2 separate regions of the Homo sapiens genome follow, and region 1 is linked to region 2. The links are chromatin contacts, found by Hi-C or POLR2A ChIA-PET in ENCODE. All regions are on one chromosome and are shown on one strand. Each heading gives the region's core, a stretch centred on a gene start or an enhancer-like site at or near the end of the contact. The rest is flanking DNA. Distances are from core to core; before and after follow the strand shown.

Region 1 (5,863 bases), core at 470-2,969, 190 kb after region 2:
AGGCCTAAGACTCTTTAAAAAATACTCCTTCAAAAGAAAAAAAGTATGTGTATAGGGAAATACGTGAAATCAGAATGGTAAAATATAATAATTGTTGAAGCTTGGTGATAGGTTTTTGGGGGTTCTTTACACTTTCCTCTACTTTGTTATGTATGGAAAATTCACATAATAAAAACAGTCAAGTGTTCTATTTGAGAGGCAGAATTTTGGCAGAAGGCCTGGGTTATAACCCAATTTGTATAGCCTGGGGAGAGTCACTGCTACTCCCTCCTTTTTTGCCTCTTTCCTTTCCTTTTTACTTTCCTTCTATTTCTTAAGAAATCATTTGCTGGGCCACATTTTCCCCCAGGGACTGTCCTGGTACCATCAGCCTTCCAAGTTACAGGTATAGGTATTATTATTATTATTATTATTATTATTATTATTATTATTATTATTTTACAGATGAGGAAATCAAAGCAGAGAAGGGACTAAGTTTCTCACCCACAAATCCAGGTCTGCCTGTGTCCAAAATCTGAGCTCTTTTGTTTTATTTTATGCTGGCTCCCAGGAGTAGTCCTCTGATTTTATAATTTTTAAGTTTTTTTATTTTTAATTTTGTTTATGGATAAATTTTAAACAATGAGTAAATTAAGATAGATCAAGTGGAGTAGCATTTGTGTTTTTTGCATGTGAGAAAGATGCAAGGTATGGTTGTTACTGTAACAATTACAAAGATTTCATCAAAGGCAAGCAGTGATAAAAGCAAAATGTGTGGCAACTTTCTTCATATTCAGAAAAGAGTAAAAGCCTATAAATTGTAACTTTAAGCCATAAAATAACATTTATTTATGCTTGTTCTTCAAAAGCTTATATTTGATAATCTTTTTTGTTAGAAGTCGAAGCCTGAGAAAAATGGCTAATTTCATTTTTCATGTGTTTGTAAAATATTTTTAGGACTATCACAAGAAATTCCCTAAAAATGTCAAAGCAAATGAACAAGTGAAATTCTGCACATCCCTTGTGCCACTATTTTGTTTACTTACTGAAAAAATGACATTGGCTTTTGTAAAACCTGGGTGTGCTGGTGGGCATGTGCAGATGTGTCGCTGTCATCTGTCATGTGTCATGCTCTGGATGTCAGAACCAGACATCAGTCAGGGAAGAGAGTGAGTAGCAAGCCACCTCGCCAAACTCTTGCTGCAGGGTGCACGGGGTTCACATCCTCTGCTTAGATTTAGTGCGACTTTCCAAAACACCTGCAGTGCGGTACTTCATGGCTGGTCCCACGTAACAATTTATGCCCTAGAGATGTCTGACTAGATCTTAGGAAATTATACTAATGGTTCTGACGTTGTTTCCTTCAAGAATCGAGGCGCTAAATATAGTCAAGCTGAATGACAAAATTTTACTCACACTCAGGGCATGTCAGTGAGGGCATCAAAAATGGAAAAATAATAAATACTGCTGATATTTACTAAGTTTTATGGTATGACAGGCACTGCACTAAGTCTTTTGAATATCTAATCATGTTTAACTCTCAATGTCCCATTTTATAGCTGAGGTGGCCGCAGCACAGAGAGGTTAAGTGAGTTGCCCAAGGTTGCACGGTTAATAAATGGCAGAGCTGGGCTCTAAACCCAGGCCGTCTGACCCCTGAGCCTTTCCTCTTCTAACCACTGTGCAGTCTCCAAGCACCAGCAGAATGAAGTGAGCACGTGCTAATCCACAGCTGTCATGGTTTGGCCCTCTGTGGGCTTTCAGAGCACCTTAAAACCCTTTGTTCTGTGTCAGAGCTGTTTTTCAGCTTTGCAGATGTCTGAAGTCAAGCAGAAGAGATGGAGAGTCTGATAAAGCACACGTGGCAAATCTCTGGCCGAGTTGATATTAGAACACAGAGTCCCAGAGTGATTTACTGTCCAGGGGGAAAGCCAGTTGGCCTGGCTACCTTGCAAGACGGTTAAAGGACATAAGAATAGATATTCATTCAAGACTGTCAGAAAGAAAGTAGGTCAGCAATGAAATAAAAACAAATGTCAAAGAAACACCACTTTGGTATAAATAAAAAGTCGATTCTTCTTAATAAAGAGCTGTCTGTTCTTCATTAATTAGAAAAGTACAGAGCCTGCTTACTTTGAGATTCCAAAACCTCTTCAGGCACAACTCGTTATTAATTTGATCACTTTCCTCAAAAGAATGATATTTTGACAAATACAGTTTCTGGCTTCAGTCACATATAGAAACATTGGAATAAGTACAATGTTGTGTTTTGCTTTTTTTTTTAAAATAGGAACTATGTTTGATAATGCATATACTCCAAACACCTCTAAAAATAATTTTCAATTGGCAAGCTATTTTTTGGTGTATTTTCCTAGTCTGGGAGAGGAAGTTTTATCATTTAATTTGATAAACTTAGTACCTTTGAGAGAAAGGAGGAGAAAATTTTACCATCTTATGTGGTTGAAATATGCTTTAGTATTTACATAATTGAAAATGATTCAAACTGATTTCCTCTGACGAACATCCGAAATGAAAATAAAAATTGTGTCTACTCCAAAGGGTAGTGGCTTGAGTCACCCACTGGTATGTGTGACCTATGAGTCACTCACTGGTATGCGTCTTCCCGATCCCCTGGCCTATGGGTTAGAAGTCAAAGATGCTCCACTGGGGCTTCCTTTGTAGCTTCTTTTCCCCTTCAGTATTCAACCACAGCTACTGCTGGCAGCTCCTGGCAGAACAGGAATGGGAGACCAAGGAGAGGATATGTGGAAGCTGAGTGATTTATTTATAGGGGACTTTTGGCAAATGAAAGAAAATAGATGTGAAGTCTTAGCAGTTCCAGCATGTTCATCAGAAATGCAAGCTCATGATAGTCATTTCAAAGGGAATTGTGGAAGAATGGTGTTACCCTACTTCACAGGCCATTAAATCATATATATGTTTGGTTGCCAGTGAGAATCTGAGTAGCAGAGCAGACAAGAATAAGGACGTATGGGATCGAGGCCTGTAGCTTGTGACCATGAACAAGTCACGTGACCCTTTGGCCTTAAATTCACCATAAAGTCGTGTACTTGATCTCAGTGATTGTATCTTACTTCATCAAAATGGTATGATTCTAAATTCCTGTGGGATATACAGGTAAGACAGGACTGGTGGAGCATTAGGTTTGGTTTTTCCTTTAAAAGAAAGTGTTGGGGAGGCAGCAGGGAATAGCAAAGGTCACAGACTCAAAAGCATTAACTGCCGGGCCTATGAAGACACGAATGATGTAGGTTTGATATAATGGAGGTACAAATCCATGTTTTATGCAAAACCTCATATTTCTAAACTTTGGCAATTCATTCATGTTTATCAAATCACTGTTTTAGGCCCCCTTTGGCTGGCCAGTGGGCCCTCTGCTTTAGACTTCTGGAATAAACTCCACAGTTGAGAGATGAAGGACAGACCTGGATTCTAACAGACCTAAATTTGAACCTTAGCTCTGCCCTCTAAGGAATGTGTAAACGTATACATCTGTATTTAACTTCTCAAAGCTTCAAGTTTCTTTATCTGTAGAAATGAGAATGATAATACCTCTTTTGTAGGATTTCCTGAAGACTGCGGGTACTATGTATTAAGTATACATAGTAGGCACATCCTCAAAGGGAATTCCATTACCTTTTCTATGGAGGTAGATCCTGTATAATTTTTAAATTTTTGTCTTGATGGCCAGTTGCTCACAGTTTTTAAAAGTGTAGTAGATGCCAGCGCTTCTTTATAGATTCTGAAATCCCTTCAATTTACATTTTAGTTGTTTTAAAATAAAGATTTCTTTAAGAGACAACATTCAGAGGGATAAGTTTTCTACTTGCCAGTAGAGGTAGAAGGCAGTAAAACCAAATAGATCTGTCAGTTACTGTCTTGAGGTAGAGCCCCTAAAGCAATAAAACCCACCTTTGACAATGAGGAAACACGAGACATCATTTTCTCCTTAGGACAAAAGTCTAGTGAGTAATGGCCCTTCTGTGACTAATGGTAATTCTGTACTTTATTCCCATAGAAAATCTAATTTTGAAAACATTTGCTGCATGCCCTACTATGTACTAGGCACTATGCCAGGGGAATAATGTAAAGATGACCAAAACATAATGGAATTGTTGCCTACAAGTATGTTTCGGCTATTTAAGGATTTATATTGCAGTTTGTGCAAATTGTGTATGAGTCCACTTTGAGAGGTTATACATATCTTCCAATAATGTTGCTATTGCTCAAAATATCTTTGAAGTCTCTCTTTGGAATTTACTTTTAGAGCCCTTAGCACATTCTGCTGAAGATTTTTTTTTTTTTTTTTTTTTTTTACCCTAGTGGTATTTATTCTTAGAAGGTGGATTTGATGTCAGGGACTGGCCAAGAGTTGTTCATCACTAAGTCAGCCTCATGGGTGGTGGTTAAACTGGCTAGAGTAATTTTTCGTTAAAAACGAGCCAGGACTGTAAAGTAGTATGACAGGGTTTTTTTTTTTTTTTTTTTTTTTTTAATATCACATCAACTGATTGTAGAGAAAAAGATAGTTCCAAAAAGGCATTCTGCACATTTTTTGCCCCAAACCAGTATCACTGGAATATATTTGTAGCTCCCTAACAGGCTAACTTTGAAATAAGTGGTGCTCACATGTGCATGTGTTGTAGTACGTCTGCTGAACCTTGTACTTAACCTCTTAGCAAACTCAGTGTCTTTGTTTTTTCCTTTGAAATGTTGTTTTTTCAAGTTCAGGGATAGATTTTCTCCAAGAAAATGAAACAAATAAGATCCACTCTCAAAGGACCTTAATGGAAAGAAATACATGCTTATACCAAGTTCTTTAAAACTATCCAAACTGGAAAGGATTGCCTCATAGCTGACTGTGATTATTCTGCCATGATTTAGGGACAGATAATTTCCTATCAGCATGTTTAACATGAGAATTAAAGAGTTCTGTAGTGTGGCCTATTGACCTCATTTGTTCATTCCACAAACATCTTTTGGAGTCCACTGTATGGCAGGCATTATCACTTACCATGGTGAGGATGGTGAGGCCATGAGCATGCTTCACCTAAGGAAGCCTGATCTTCAAGAATGCAAACTCACTCAACAAGAAACTTGAGAGTAATTAATAGTAGTGTTGGTAATTATCCTGTCTTTTCCTTGTAGGATTATTTGGAGGTTGTGAAGTGGTAAGTCTCTTTATTGCATTTGAAATATGGCTCATCTCATGACCATTGGAATGTGTGTACGCTCTGGAGGAAACCCATCTCTGCCATGTCACCTGTATTAGTCTGTTCTTATGCTGCTATGAAGAAATACCCAACACTGGGTAATTTCTAAAGGAAAGAGATTTAATTGACTCACAGTTTCTCAGGCTGGGGAGGCCTCGGGAATTATGGTGGAAGGCACCTCTTCACAAGGTGGCAGGAGAGAGAATGAGTACCCAGCGAAGGGAGAAACCTCTTATAAAACCATCAGATCTCGTGAGAACTCACTCACTATTACGAGAACAGGATGGAGGAAACCATCCTCATGATTCAGTTATCTCCACCTTGTCCCTCTCATGACACGTGGGGATTATGGGAGCTACAATTCAAGATGAGATTTGGGTGGGGACACAGCCAACCCGTATCAACACCTGACCACAGTGTGTGTGGTCTCTGAGGCCCAGTGGTGGCTCTCAGAGCACCTCCTTAGCAAATGTACCACTGGACCCTTGTTAGAATGATGTTCTTGATTTTTTAAAATTTATTTTTGTCTCTTGACTATTCTTGATTCAGGAATGTTCTTGATTTTAAAGGGAGGGTGTGAGGTAGTTGTTGTCTAGTTGTCTAGATATCCTCCACCTGAGAACGCTGTCTGGTGTCATAGAAACAGCAAT
Region 2 (6,031 bases), core at 3,179-5,678:
AATTACAAAAATTCGCCAGGTGTGATGGCGTGTGCCTGTAGTCTCAGCTACTCTGGAGGCTGAGGCACGAGAATCACTTGAACCCGGGAGGCAGAGGTTGCAGTGTGCTGAGATGGCACCACTGCACTCCTGCCTGGGTGACAGAGTGAGACTGTCTTAAAGAAAAAACAAAAACAAAAAACATAGTCCCCGACCTCAAGGAGATTCTGTATAGCAGAGAAACACACAAGCCAGCATGCCATGATACATGGTACAATAAGATAATGGCTGCAACGGAGGTCTCTGCAAAGAGCAGCTGAGCAGAGAAGACCTATCTGGATCTGTTTGAAGGAGTCAAGAAAGAAATCAGAAAGGAGGCAGCTTTTCATCTGAGACTTAAAAAATCAGTTGGTGGCTGGGCGCAGTGGCTCACGCCTGTAATCCTAGCACTTTGGGAGGCAGAGGTGGGCAGATCACGAGGTCAGGAGATCGAGACCATCCTGGCTAACACAGTGAAACCCCGTCTCTACTAAAAATACAAAAAAGTAGCCGGGCGTGGTGGCACGCGCCTGTAGTCCCAGCTACTTGGGAGGCTGAGGCAGGAGAATCGCTTGAACCTGGGAGGCAGAGGTTGCAGTGAGCTGAGATTGTGCCACTGCACTGCAGCCTGGGTGACAGAGCGAGACTCTGTCTAAAAAAAAAAAAAAAAAAAAGTTTGGCTAGGCCAAAGAGCCAGGCAAGGCAGTTCCAAGTAGAGCAGACCACACGAAGGTGTGAGAGAACACAGTTTGTTCCCATAAGTTCTACCACTGTGGGTGGAGCTTCAAATGCAAAAGAGGAAACCAACTAGGAGATAACCCTAAGTTGGTGGGCAGGGAACTGAGCACTCAGGGCTTTGCCTGCCTCTCAAAAGAGTTTGTATTTTATGTGGGAAGTGAAGGAGCTATCGAAGGCTTTTGAACAACAGAGTGACCGCATCAGATTTGGTGGCAATATGGAGGCTGCTCTGGAGGGACGTGACCTGAGATCAGGGCTTCTGAACTTTATCCCTAGACTTGCAAGGGACCCATGGATAAGATGTCTGGGATCTGTGAACTTGGATTGGAAAAAAGCGTTATACTGTCATTTTCACTATCCTCTAAACTGAAATTTAGCATTTCCTTCAAATAAGAATCTAGGCAACGGATCACAGTAGAATTAACAGAAGATGTGAGTTTATCACCAGTAGAAATGCTCTGATAGCATATTACAGTTGTTGTAGGTATTTCAAAATATCTTTTACACTTATCACTAAACTGAAATTATTATAGATATTAGACTCACTGCCATAAATTGTTACTTAATGAATTAATAAAGAACATATATAACTGTGTGACAAATATAAAAAATAATTTGATATTTACATTTTAATATAATGTATCTTTTGTTTTTATTTTATGATTTAAGCACAGTATTCTGAGAAGGGGTCCATAAAAAAAGTCAAAACTCAACACACCAGAGGATGTGAGTCAAAACTCACATCACCAAAGGAACGTGATCGTTGAGGAGGTCAGTGTAGCCTAAGGCAGCGATGGGGAGAAGGAGGAAGAGGAGTTGGAAGAATTTGTGAGAAATTCTGGAGACAGTGAATTTTTTTTTTTTTTTTTGAGCCAGAGTCTCGCTCTGTTGCCCAGAGACTAGACTGCAATGGCATGTTCTTGGCTCACTGCAATCTCCACCTCCCAGGTTCAAGCAATTCTCCTGTCTCAGCCTTCCAAGTATCTGGGACTACAGGCATGCACCACCAAGCCTAGCTAATTTTTTTTTTTTATTTTTAGTGGAGAAGGGGTTTTGCCATGTTGGCCAGGCTGGTCTTGAACTCCTGACCTCAGGTGATCCACCCGCCTCGGCCTCCCAAAGTGCTGGGATTACAGGCGTGAGCCACCGCGCCTGGCCTGACAGAGTGAATTTGTTGATAGATCAGGGACATAAAGCAGGGGTAGGGGTACGCATAGACCCCATTTCCTCCAGCAGTTTTCTGGCTGGAGCAGAATGCTTATGCTTGCCACATGTGTTCCTTTCTTCCCAGTGCTATCATTATTTACCGTACAGCATGGTTTAAAACACGGAAAACATCCATCCTTTGCTTCCCTCCTCTGTGCCTGCCAGTCCTACACCTTTCTCAACTCTTTTAGTGTTATCTTCTCCAGCTAGACTGCAGATTCTGGGCAGGCAGTGCCTTGCAGTCTGCGACCCCATCATATATTTTTCACAGTTGATGTTGAATACATGACTGATAGATTTCAAAGGCATTTCCTGTTTTGAGGTCACCATGTACACCATATTCTAGTTACAGAAATTATACCAACCTTGACATTCTGGGAATTTTTTTTTTAAATTCCCATGGGTTCTATCATTTGTCTTCTCATAAAATAATACAAAATGTGCAAATAAAAAAATCCATATGCTTGGGCTTCCTGATTGTTTTTATTAAAGTGAGTTTAGTGATGGTGGGTTAAATAATGCTGTAATCTTAAGCCAGAAATTGAGAATATGGATTTGAAATGTCCCCATTCCCTTTTTTTGTTTGTTTTTGTTTTGTTTTGTTTGCTGTTGCATGTTCTTGGCAGCAGTGGTTGATGTCAGTATTGTTGCCCATGTTGTAGACTGCAGATGTTGCAGTGTAGCTTAGTACTTTGGTTCGCTTGCTGAAATTCCTCACTGTGCTTCTTATGAGGTCCAGGAACATATAGATTTGCAGTCTGATGTATTTTGATGATTGCCAGATAAAACTGATGTCTGGCACTTTTTCCAGGAGAAACACATGTAGACGTTTCCAAGTTGATTTGTAGGGACTTAGTGTTATTAGAACTTTGTGGCAAAACTTTTTCTCAAGTGGCAGAAGAAATAAAGGAACTTCAGTTTTGAGGGCTGTTAACAGCACTTCCATTAGTGGCAAAGCTGAGATGGTTGACAAAGTACTGGATTGTTGAGATGGACCTTCCAGGCCGGGTGTGGTGGCTCACGCCTGTAATCCCAGCACTTTGGGAGGCCAAGGTGAGCGGATCATGAGGTCAGGAGTTCGAGACCAGCCTGACCAACACGATGAAACTCCATCTCTACCAAAAATACAAAAATTGGCCTGGTGTGGTGGTGCGCGCCTATAATCTCAGCTACTCAGGAGGCTTGAACCCGGTAGGTGGAGGTTGTAGTAAGCTGAGATCGCGCCACTGCACTCCAGACTGGGTGACAGAGCGAGACTCAGTCTCAAAAAAAAAAAAGAATAAGCAAGTACTGTATTTGGACTTTTAAGCATTACTGATACAGTAAAATACAGTTTTAGCTACCGACGCAAGACTAGCACCCAAGATTTTAGAAAAAGGCACTTTTTCCCTTTTATTTTCCAATAACATTTCTCAATCTGGTAACCAGAGAGACTACTCTGGGATTAATTTGAGTCTGATTGCTGTTTACTGTTCTAACAAGAACAGTTTTTTTGGAGAGGAGAGCAGAGTTTAGGAGAAACGAACTATTAAAAGTTAGCTTCCCGTATGGGCGTGGTGGCTCAGGCCTGTAATCCCAGCACTTTGGGAGGCCGAAGTGGGCGGATCACGAGGTCAGGAGATCGAGACCATCCTGGCCAACATGGTGAAACCTGTCTCTACTAAAAATACAAAAATTAGCTGGGCGTGGTGGCACGTGCCTGTAATCCCAGCTACTCCGGAGGCTGAGGCAGAAAGAATCGCTTGAACCCAGCAGGCAGAGCCGAGATGGCGCCACTGCACTCCAGCCTGGGCGACAGAGCAAGACTCCGCCTCAAAAAAAAAAAAAAAAAAAAAAAAAAAAAAAAAAAAAAAGTTAGCTTCCCAGTGTACACATGAAAAGTACAATCCTTTTCTTCATTTATATTATAATTATTTGAAGAGCAAATTAGGTATTGTTAGTGAAGAAATGAGAGTGATTACCTGGTAATATGATGAGTTACTTTTTCTTTAAACTTACTGGCTTTTCCCTTAACACTAATGGTCTGGATAACAAGTTTTTACTTGTTGGCAGTGCAGTTTAGCCTCCGAACACTCTTGGAACAAAATGACTAATTTTTTTTAACGCTTTATTGAAATATAAATTTTAGGAGAGTAAACATTTTCGATTTGGAAGAAGTAGTTACGTTACAGACCTTCAAATCCAGCTTGTTCGGGAGACTTGACATTTAATCACTAGGCTAATGAAGCGCCAGAAGAGAGAGCTTTTATGGTTAGAAAGGGAGGTGTTTTTTAAAAAAAAAACAAACGAACAAACAAAAAAAAAAAAACAAGGCTCAGCCCGAGATACTGGAAGCGACTTGACCTTGATTTACATATACAAGGAACGGAAATGAATTAGCCCGGCTAGATATTTCTAGGAACTAGTTAAGGGAGAATGAACAAGATGGGAGCGAGGAGAAAGCGTGTGTGCGTTCGTGTGTGGCTGTCTGTCTGTCTGTCTGCGGCAAGAGGAATCTCAGAGTTTCGGTTATTTCTCCTTGAAGAATTTTCAAACGGAGTTCCTGCAGGGGCTGGCTCTAGCGTCTACGATGTGCACACACTGTCTCTCAAGAGGGAAGTGATCCTGGCGCCACGGGGTGATGCAGCAGAAGTTCTTTTTGTCTGTGGCCAGGGTAGAGTGCGGAGCCCCACGGAGCTGTGGCGTGGCGGCTCCTCCCAGACGCGTCCGGGGCGCCGCTCGGGTCTCCCAGGACCTTATGTAACCCAGCGTCGGCAGCAAGGAGCCGGTCACAGGCTGACCAACGTCAAGGCGTTTCACTTTGGAAGCGCACCAGATGAGTGTGGTATTGAGAGCAGACGGCTGGGTGCAATGTTTTTGCCGCATATCTCATGGGTTATTTTAATCTTTTCACGTAGTCTTAAGGGTCTCACTAGACCGTATATGAGAATGTGGCCAGGGATGTGGCTTCTATAGATTGTCCCAGATAAGAGCATCCCTTTTGTTTTTGTTAATGCAGGGTAAATACAACCTCTTCTTAGGAGCTAGTTTTTCAATTATTCTAAAAGTGATAACATGCTCATGGTTCAAAATTTAGTCAGTTCAGAAGTGCACAAAATGAAAAAATTGTCCAACTCCCGTCCCACTCCCCAGAGGTAACTATTATTAAAAGTTTCCTTTTTATTGTTCCAGAATTTTTTTAATGCAGTCGAAGCCTCTATTTAAATCATGTTTTAAAGCACACACAAATATTATTGTACTATACTTTCTGCTCTGCAATTTGCTTTTAAAATTTAATATTTGGACTCTCTATGTCTACCTTTCTCTCTATATATCTATTTATATCTTCATGGCAACATAAGGCTTTGCCTCATTCTTTTCAACAGCTGCACAATATTCCATGATATGAATGTACCATTACTGATTGAATCAGTCTCCTGCTAGTGGATATACAGGTTGTTCCCAGTTTCGTGCTATTACAAACAACGGTGCGGTACAAATCTGTGTGCTAATTGTTGCTGTGTGCTTATGGGAACATATATGTTGAGTACATTCTTAGAAGTGGAACTTTGGGGCCCAAGGGTACATGGCACTTAACATTTTAATAGATATTTACTTTCAAATCACATTCCCAAAAGGTTGTTCCCATGCATATTTCAGATGGAAATAAATTCTGTCTTTCAAGTTGTACACATAGCTGAGGGTTTTCCTTAAAATACTGTTCATTTTTAAACAGCATATTTTCCATTGAGATCGAATAAACTTGTTTATTTGCTAATTAATTGCCCTTGAAGTTAAATCTCTATTCTAGAAAAGATGTCTGAGAAACCTAGTGGAAAGGCCTCAACAACTTCGTCCCAGCCTTGATCAGAGACATTCACAGCTATGGGACAGGCACATGGCTCTATGCCTTGACTGTGGCTTCATAGACAGCTGTCTTTAAAAACCCTAGGGTAGGACTGAGAAAGCTTTTTTTTTTTTTTTTTTTTTGGTATGTGTAATAATATCATCTTCAATTAGTTCTGTTCAAAGGACATCGATTAAGCACAACTATAGTAAAAGTTTCTCCAGTTCCCTACTCTCTGTCCCC

Evidence for each region. A loop is a pair of places that touch in the nucleus more often than their neighbours do. ChIA-PET counts read pairs that join two places held with the same protein, here RNA polymerase II (POLR2A). Pooled maps may share reads with other maps.
Region 1: a pooled map shows a loop between it and region 2 (1.8-fold over the local background). The contact joins two enhancer-like sites. A Hi-C loop is called at or near these places in 2 of 50 pooled maps. POLR2A ChIA-PET finds 5 or more read pairs at or near these places in 3 of 52 experiments (BJ, K562 and MCF 10A).

What each region holds. Positions count from the first base shown.
Region 1 is chr12:93,782,837-93,788,699 of GRCh38, forward strand. All of the region lies in intron 2 of CRADD (CARD and death domain containing adaptor protein), which reads left to right. Among named protein-coding and RNA genes, the nearest start is that of CRADD-AS1, 48 kb to the left of the region's middle. RefSeq lists a silencer at 1,617-1,911 and enhancers at 1,729-2,228, 2,241-3,440. Within about 2 kb of position 1,720, at least 28 of the 41 ENCODE cell types and tissues checked have a DNase peak (open chromatin) inside an H3K27ac peak, as active enhancers do.
Region 2 is chr12:93,587,008-93,593,038 of GRCh38, forward strand. It overlaps a transcript of SOCS2 not described here. Among named protein-coding and RNA genes, the nearest start is that of SOCS2, 17 kb to the left of the region's middle. RefSeq lists an enhancer at 4,114-4,673. Within about 2 kb of position 4,429, at least 32 of the 41 ENCODE cell types and tissues checked have a DNase peak (open chromatin) inside an H3K27ac peak, as active enhancers do.